3 separate regions of the Mus musculus genome follow, and regions 1 and 2 are each linked to region 3. Evidence: chromatin loops called from intact Hi-C (ENCODE). Cell type or tissue: left cerebral cortex. All regions are shown on one strand.

What was found. Peaks named below come from ENCODE experiments on the same cell type or tissue, not always from the same donor. Only the 100,000 strongest peaks of a DNase experiment are listed, where the experiment ranks them.
Region 1: it touches region 3 in a loop (2.4-fold over the local background); 3 of 42 quality-filtered maps call a loop at or near these places.
Region 2: it touches region 3 in a loop (2.0-fold over the local background); 3 of 42 quality-filtered maps call a loop at or near these places.

What each region holds. Positions count from the first base shown.
Region 1 is chr10:87,484,744-87,487,243 of GRCm38, forward strand. No RefSeq gene overlaps it. Among named protein-coding and RNA genes, the nearest start is that of Ascl1, 7.7 kb to the right of the region's middle. In left cerebral cortex, no CTCF peak of the experiment used is centred here; DNase peaks (open chromatin) are centred at 945, 1,342 and 1,684; H3K4me3 peaks cover 1,142 bases; H3K27ac peaks cover 1,239 bases.
Region 2 is chr10:87,488,897-87,491,396 of GRCm38, forward strand. Ascl1 (achaete-scute family bHLH transcription factor 1) reads right to left here. Exons shown (of 2, transcript NM_008553.5): 2 at 1,923-2,500. Among named protein-coding and RNA genes, the nearest start is that of Ascl1, 3.5 kb to the right of the region's middle. In left cerebral cortex, no CTCF peak of the experiment used is centred here; DNase peaks (open chromatin) are centred at 26 and 983; H3K4me3 peaks cover 436 bases; H3K27ac peaks cover 369 bases.
Region 3 is chr10:87,332,095-87,334,594 of GRCm38, forward strand. No RefSeq gene overlaps it. Among named protein-coding and RNA genes, the nearest start is that of Gm23191, 31 kb to the right of the region's middle. In left cerebral cortex, no CTCF peak of the experiment used is centred here; DNase peaks (open chromatin) are centred at 1,488 and 1,907.

The DNA of each region.
Region 1 (2,500 bases), 150 kb after region 3:
CTTCTCTTTATAAAACAAACAGGGCTGTCTCAGCTTCCCTGAGCAAGAGCTGTCTACTTACAGGACCCTACTGTGACCTCTCCCTGGCACCTTGAGGAGAAAGCAGAAGCCAGCAACATCCCACACACCTAGGCTCTAACCAAAACAACACTCCTGCGAACCCCAGCTCCTTTGGCTTGCAAATCTTTGCTCCTTTGGCTGGCGACTTCAAGGGGTGGAGGGCCAATTCGCCATGGCGGTTTGTCCGTGCAGCATGTCTGACAGGCTGGGCGAGGAAGGCGTTAATGTTTTCTGACAGGCGACCTCTAATTGTGGGAGCTTTTCTTCTGGGGCTTTCTGTGAAATTCTGACTTAGGCAAGCAGCATAACGAAGCGCTAGGGCATTGAGCAAGGGCTTGCCCTACACTGAGCTGGGGAGCTTGGGGTGGGGGTGGGGGTAAGGGTGGGGGGTGGGGGTGGTCCAGGATTATTCATGAAGACTTTTCATCTGGTTTTGTCTTTTAACTAACCTTTGAGTTTGATCAGAGGGCTGGCCGGCCTCCCTTTCTCCAAAAGCCCTGCTGGCACCTGGACAATGGAGACAGACTGTTTTTCTAGTAAAGAAAGATAGCTGGGGTGGGTGAGAGGGGGACAAGGGCTAGCTGTGTGGACTCTGAGGGGAGGGGACAGGCCACCATTACTTCTGTCTGGGTCTTCTGGATAGGAAAGGTTGTTGACAGAATTCTCAGCCCCCCAACACTGAGGCCACGGTCCTGTCTGCTGCCTCTCCCCTCTCAACAACTCTATCTCAGTGGATGCACACAGTGGTCTGATTTTCCCCATTGGCGTCTCAAGTGCCAGGTTTTTCTGCAGCAGTCTTCTCTTGCTCCCTCTTCCCGTCCACCCCACTTTCTTTCAAAGGGCTTATTGGCTGGAAGCCGCTCTAATTTAGAGACGTGTGATTTTGCTGTTGAGATTTTAGACCGGAAATGGTGGGAGGCGGGGGAGATAAAGAATAAGTGAGAGGAGGATGGAGAAAGAAGGAAAGAAGAGGTGGAGTCGACAAGGACAGTTCCTGAAAGACGTAGCTGAGGTGGTTTGGTCCTGGAACAGCAGAAGGACAGGTCCATAGGTCTTTTCGCAGGGACAGGGGTTGGGGAGATGGTCACTAAGTGCCTTTGCTTCTGGCGTTTTGTCTCCTGCATCCATTTCTGTGCAGGACAGTTCAGACTCTGGACCCAAACCTCTACTCCCACTTTGTAGAATGTGACTCCCTTAAAGGAGCATGGTTTGGCGGCTTTCCTCCAGCTCATCCCCAAAATAGCCCAATAGCCATCGCATCAAAAGTGGCTTTGTGAGAGGCTGGCCGCCTGCAGAGGGGCGCACGCCAGACGTTCTGGGAGCTTTTCCCACTGGGCTCTGCAACCTCTCTTCATTTTCGGCGCCCTTCTTCATTTCTTCCTCTCCCTTTCCTCTCTCTCCTCTTCGTCTCTCCAATCTCTCCTTTTCCTTTCCCTCTCTCTACTGTCTCCCTTAACCTAATTCATTCAATGTGGGCCTCACCTTCTACCTATTCTTCCTCCTCACGCCCCTCACGGCCCCTTGCGAAAGGGTTCCCAGTCTGATCTCCTTTTACCTGGGCTCCTACCTCCCTTCCCCACGCCCTCTGGATCAGGTAGCCCCAGCGCGAGCAGCTGACAGCAGACGCATGCCTGCAGCCAATCAACGCCCGGATGCGCAGCGGCTTGAATAAATCATTAAGCCCGACACGCGCTCAGGCTAGCGCTGCACACTGCAACTTGCTTCCTGCCATTAACCTACACACCCTCTTTTGTAACAACCTAATCTTGCATACAAAGGAAGAACGCATATAACTCGGACCCGCGCTAGAGCCAAGCCAATCTCACATGCAGCAGAGAAAGAGCATTGGGGCGGGGGGGGGGGTGTCAGGAAATCTATTTGCTTCCCTACCGTTGCCTCCTCCATAACCTGGAATTTCTGCGAGAAATTTGAAAACAGTCATGTCTCGGCCCAAGAGTAGAGGGACGTTCAGAGAGACTTTAAAGCCATAATGAAGGGGAAATGCACGCGGTCATTGGTTTTAGTACGTGGAAAAAAGACTTCTTAGTGGTCTTTTTTTAAATGCTGCATATATTGACGACTCAATCTATGACAATAAAGTCCTAGAGATACTGGCTATTTACTAACATTTCATCATTGCCCACCCCCCCTTTAAGTAAGTGCTTACTAGGTCACATAGCCAAATGACCATGAGGCTGTAGGTGGCTCCACCTGCCTCAGCTTTTGCTCACCTTACCTAGCACCAACTCTCTACCGAGCTCAAAAAGATCAACCTGAAAGGAGCCGGTTGAAAGACAGCCATTGGCATCTCTGAGACCCTTTCTTTAGTATTCATCCTTATTAGAGCTATATTATACTCCACTGCCATCAAATGTGTAACTAACTTCTTTTCCAAACTTGCAGATCTAAAGAGATGAAGTAAGATTTTCAGAGATGATGT
Region 2 (2,500 bases), 160 kb after region 3:
GACCTAAGCCCGCCGCGCAGCCAATGGGCAGCGGTGATTTATGGAGCTGACTAATGCTGACTGAATGCGGCCTGTCAGAGCTCTGTGAATGGCTTCCCTTCGCTGCACAAGCCCCGGCTTTGTGTTGCTAAGCGATTAGAGCAGATGTAATGAGATTTTGCCCATTCCTAGCTTAGGCAAAATTGTGTGTGTGTGTGTGTGTGTGTGTGTGTGTGTGTGTGTGTGTGTGTGTGTGTGTGTTTTGTGAATTTTTGGAGTTTGCCTTCACATTGTGGCAAACAATCCACTAACTTTACCCAGAGTTTAACTGAGTCTTGATATTTCCCATTCAGAAACGGGTAAAAGAACACCTGTCCTTACAGGCAAAAGAAGAAGGAGGAGAAAAAAATCCCTTTTGTAGGGGTTGAAACATTATCCTAATGTTATATTCATAGCCATAAATGACTTGCAACACTTTCTTTGCATACCTTAGGCAGCTAAATCAAACGGAACAGGAACGGGAACAGGGGCAGGGGGGGGGGGTGGGGGCGCCTAGCTCTGGTCTTTCAAATAAGATAAAAAACAAAAGCCACTACTACAGAAGCCCTGCTTCCCCCAAGTAAGCTCTAAATTGGCCCACTGCTGGCAGAAAGTCCGATTATTTATGGCGATGGGGAATTTACTGATTTTTTCCCCTTAATTACGCCCATCTTTATGAAAAGGACTGAAGCCTCCATGTGCATTCTATAGAGGGTCATTTAGCAAAATGACATCAGACGCCATGGCATGCTGCACGCATAGCGGCTTTTTTCTTAAAGGTTATTCTGTGCCACTAAATGGTATAGATATACCAACACAGACTAGATTTTTAACTCTGGAAGACGTGCCTGCTCCTGGCTCTTTGTTGGGTTTTGTAAGATGCATTTTGCGCCTGGCTTTCCGCTTGGCTGGAGACACGCAAACTGAATCTACAAGTGATGCAGGCAGCGAGCAAGGAGCCTGCGAGAGGCAGAGTAGGATTCTAATCACGTCCTTCCTAACTGACAAGAAGCAAGCCAGCCAAAAAACCCACCAATTTCTTTTTGAATCTTGGTAATTGGGTACTTTTACACGCTGCTCACGCTATTGGGATGGAGTCACCGGCTTAGATAGGCCAGTGTCTCAAAGCGACCACACATTTGTACTACATTTACATATTAAAGTCTAATTCCTTCTGCAAGGAATTTGTATCCTATGCACCTTTTGCTTTAAATTGGGATGGAAAGTGTGTGGTGTGTGTGTGTGTGTGTGTGTGTGTGTGTGTATATATATATATATATATATATATATATATATATATAGAGAGAGAGAGAGAGAGAGAGAGAGAGAGAGAGAGAGTGAGAGAGAGAGAGAGAGAGAGAGAGAGAGAAAGTAAGTGCTTGGAACCCCATCCCTGAAGTTTGTTTGTAGAGAGGGAGACATAATCCAAGCAACAGCTTTCAGCACCTTCCAGGGACCCAGGCTTAGACTAACTCAGATCTCCTAGCATTCGGTTCCCATCTCCTTACAAATATATCCTCAAATGAGCTGAGTGGAAATGAGATGAAAAGCATCTCTTCCCAGGCTACTGTTTGGAGATTTGTTAAAAATGCATAGTGTATGGTGAGATGATGTAGCCACATATTACCATGTATTTCCCTAGGAGCTGTGGACATGTATGGGGAATGGAAGAGAAGGGCCCCCTCCCACCCCCCACTTGCTCCCACAATCCTCGTAAAGATACTGCAGCAGTAGGACCAGCTGAAGCACTTATCTCTCTCAGTTCTGCCACTGTACACCCTTGGCACCACCCTCCCCTTTGGGTATTTTGATAGCTTAGCCAGCAGCAGCAGCAGCAGCAGCAGCAGCAGCAGCAGCAACAACAACAACAACAACAGAGCCAAAGAAGACATAGAGGCAGCTGATCATTCTCTCTCTCTCTTCTTTTTATATAAAAAAGGAAAAAGTTTTATTACAAAACTAGTTTGTATAAAACAGGGTTATACACTTTTTTTTGTAAGTTTGTAATAAAACAGTAAGGGGTGGGTGTGAGGGGGAAGGCAATGGTAGAAACTTCCAAAAGGCAACCTATGGGAACCAACGGGCTGCCACTTTGCGTTTGGACAGTAGCTGCATAAACTTTTGTTCTTCTTGAACAGTTTTTTTTAATAACATCATTAATACATTAACCACGTTTCTGTGAAGTAAGACACATTGGTGCTGAAGTCATTCTGGTGGCATTTAGATCTCACCTATGAGGAGAGTTCTTTCCAAAACCACACTGGGGATGGGGGTGGGGATGGCAGTTGTAAGATGAACTACATATCTAAAGTACGCAGAGGTAATCTCATTACATGTTAAAGTATCAAGATATACACATTTTTAAACCATTTGTACAAAACTTCTATAAATTTTTTCTCTCTCTTTTTCTTATGTACAAAAATATCTTAATATATCCCCAAACTGGTTAGGATAGATACAAATAGATTTTTTTCTTATAATA
Region 3 (2,500 bases):
GGCCTGGATTTTCCAGTGCTATTACCTTTCTTGCCCACTAGGCACAAAGTAGTTGAAAAGCTAACTTAACAAGATTTTTTTTCCCCAAGGAATTTGTTAAAGGGGACCAGGAAGGAATAATCCATCCATTTGCTGTGTTATTTGAGTCTGAGGTTTTGCCAGCTGTTGTCTTCACACAGTCTTTGGGCCTCCAAGACCTGTTATTGCCTTGAACAAACACCTGCATCCTTCATCACATCACAGATGGATTTCAGTGTGAGCTCTCCTAACACTTCTCTTCCCCCTAGGTATGAAGTTCTTCCAGCAAGGCTGTGTCACCCTTTTAAACATTGCCACCAACTGGGGACTGAGCATTTAAATATCTGAGCCTGTGGGGGACATCTCTCATGTCAACCACCATAGGGGGCCAAAGTGACCATGACCCAAATCACACAACACGTCATGGGATCTGGGATGTGCACTAAGACCAATCAAAGGAGCATATATAATTGTACTTCAATACTGTTTTCCAGGTCTGTAGTATGAAGAAAAACTTTATGATACATCCACGGCAGTATTTGAAATGTTGAAACTCTTCTCTTCTCAGGGCATTTTATTAGTAATGGAAAGTGGAAACCCAGAATTGACACCTTGCAGACAGGACAAAGACAGAATATCTGGAAGAGGTGACACCTCTTCTTGCCTGTGTGCTCACTGCCACCTATGTCTGCTCACAAGCAACGGTAGTCTGAAGCACACGACAGGAGAGCCTTGCTGCATAGGGGGCAATAAAGCTTGCACGAAGCAGGGGTAGGTTTGTTCCTTGAAGCTCAACTTGTATCCCAGAAATAACGGGTTGCCTGATTCCTTCCACTCTCTGCACATCACACCTCAATCTGTCATTGATTGGGCCTAGATGAAGCACCCTTTCCACGGAGCAGGATCAATTTAGCCAATTTGTCTGACTTAGATGCTGCTGAGATCCGTTCCTTCAAGGCCAGGATCGGCAAAGGGGCAAACGTCGTGCATTGCTCTATTTAATTAAAGCTGCTCCTGGTTCAATTAGTAAAATTCTTTCCATCTTTGTCTGACAGTTCTGTAAGCAAAAGGAACCTCTGATAGACAACAAATGTCAAATGGTGCTACCAAGCCAAAAAGGGCAGCTTCTGGGGCAAAATAGGGTTTTTTTTTTCCTCCTCCTTTAATAGAAATGGATTTCAAATATAATTTGCTGTTGCTACCTGGTGAAAGGCCATCTCTCCCCATGAATCTGTGGGATGCTGAGAGGAGCTCTGTTTCCTTCCAGAAAGCTGTGTTTCAAATTAACTTGTTCAGATGCTAAGTAGAGGAGCAGCCTTGCTGACAGAAGAACAATTACTTTCTCTGGGTTGCCTCCACGCTGGTTTACTCAGCTCGCCTTATGTTCCAAACCTTGGCTGGTTCTTCTTCGACAGTAGTTCAATATTGTGCAGGCTGAGTGATTTCATTTCAGCCAAATTGGTGGCACAAAAGATGAAAGGCTGGTGATCCTGTCATGATGTGCCAGGTTTACACAACCTGCCTTGGGAACTCGTGACGCTGGGAGGAAAGCTGGGAAAGACAGAGCAGACTTTCGTTAGCTTCCTGTTCAGGAGTCTGAGCATACTCTCAGTGGCTTATGCACACATGTTCAGGCACATCTGGCTGGCCATTTGAGTACCCCCCCCCCCGAGCTGTAACTGAAAGTGTCTTTAGGTACAAGGTCCTGTTAGCTAAGGCTCCAGTCTCTCCCCACATCCCTGGCTAGCCTTACAAAGTACATCCTTGGGGAGTTTGGGGCTTGAGTATTCTTTTGTGTTGTTGTCTCAGGGGGCAGCAGCCTATGCTGTGGATACTGAACTTAAAATTAGAAGATGGCAGGGATGGGGTTATCAGAGTGGTCTTATATGCTAACTCCACACTCTCACTGCAAACACTGATGGATCAAGAGGTGCTGCCTCTTTTCCGAGTGCTGCCGGTGCCAACTCTCTCTCGGGGAACACAGAACAAAGGCACACACTGGATCTTCACAGTTTAGAATGAGCATAATCAATATTGCTCCATATATAAAGCACAGGCAATGCTGTGCATGAGCAATAAACCCTACCAGCTGCTCTGCATTGGAAGGAGAAAGGAAGGGCTTGGGGGGTGGGGCTGAAGAGTTCTCTCATTTCTTCTGAAATAGGTGGGAACAGATTCAATAATAGATTCCTACAGAAAGAGAGGGCAAGAGGGCAAAAATATACTGGTAGATAATGAAGTTCAACAATCAGCTTTCTAAGGAAGACAAACTCAAGTTATTCTTGGTTAATAGGTACATAAGGTTTTTCATAAGCCAGCAGGCAATCTGTGTGCATTGATTGTTTTACATGCCAGGATTAACAAGGCTTTAAGGATTCAGAAGGTATGGTCATCTTGTCATGAATGAATTTAATTATGTTCAAGAGTAACTAAAGGATGACTTCAAGAACACATTTTCTGAAAAATTGGCAAGCTAGAATGT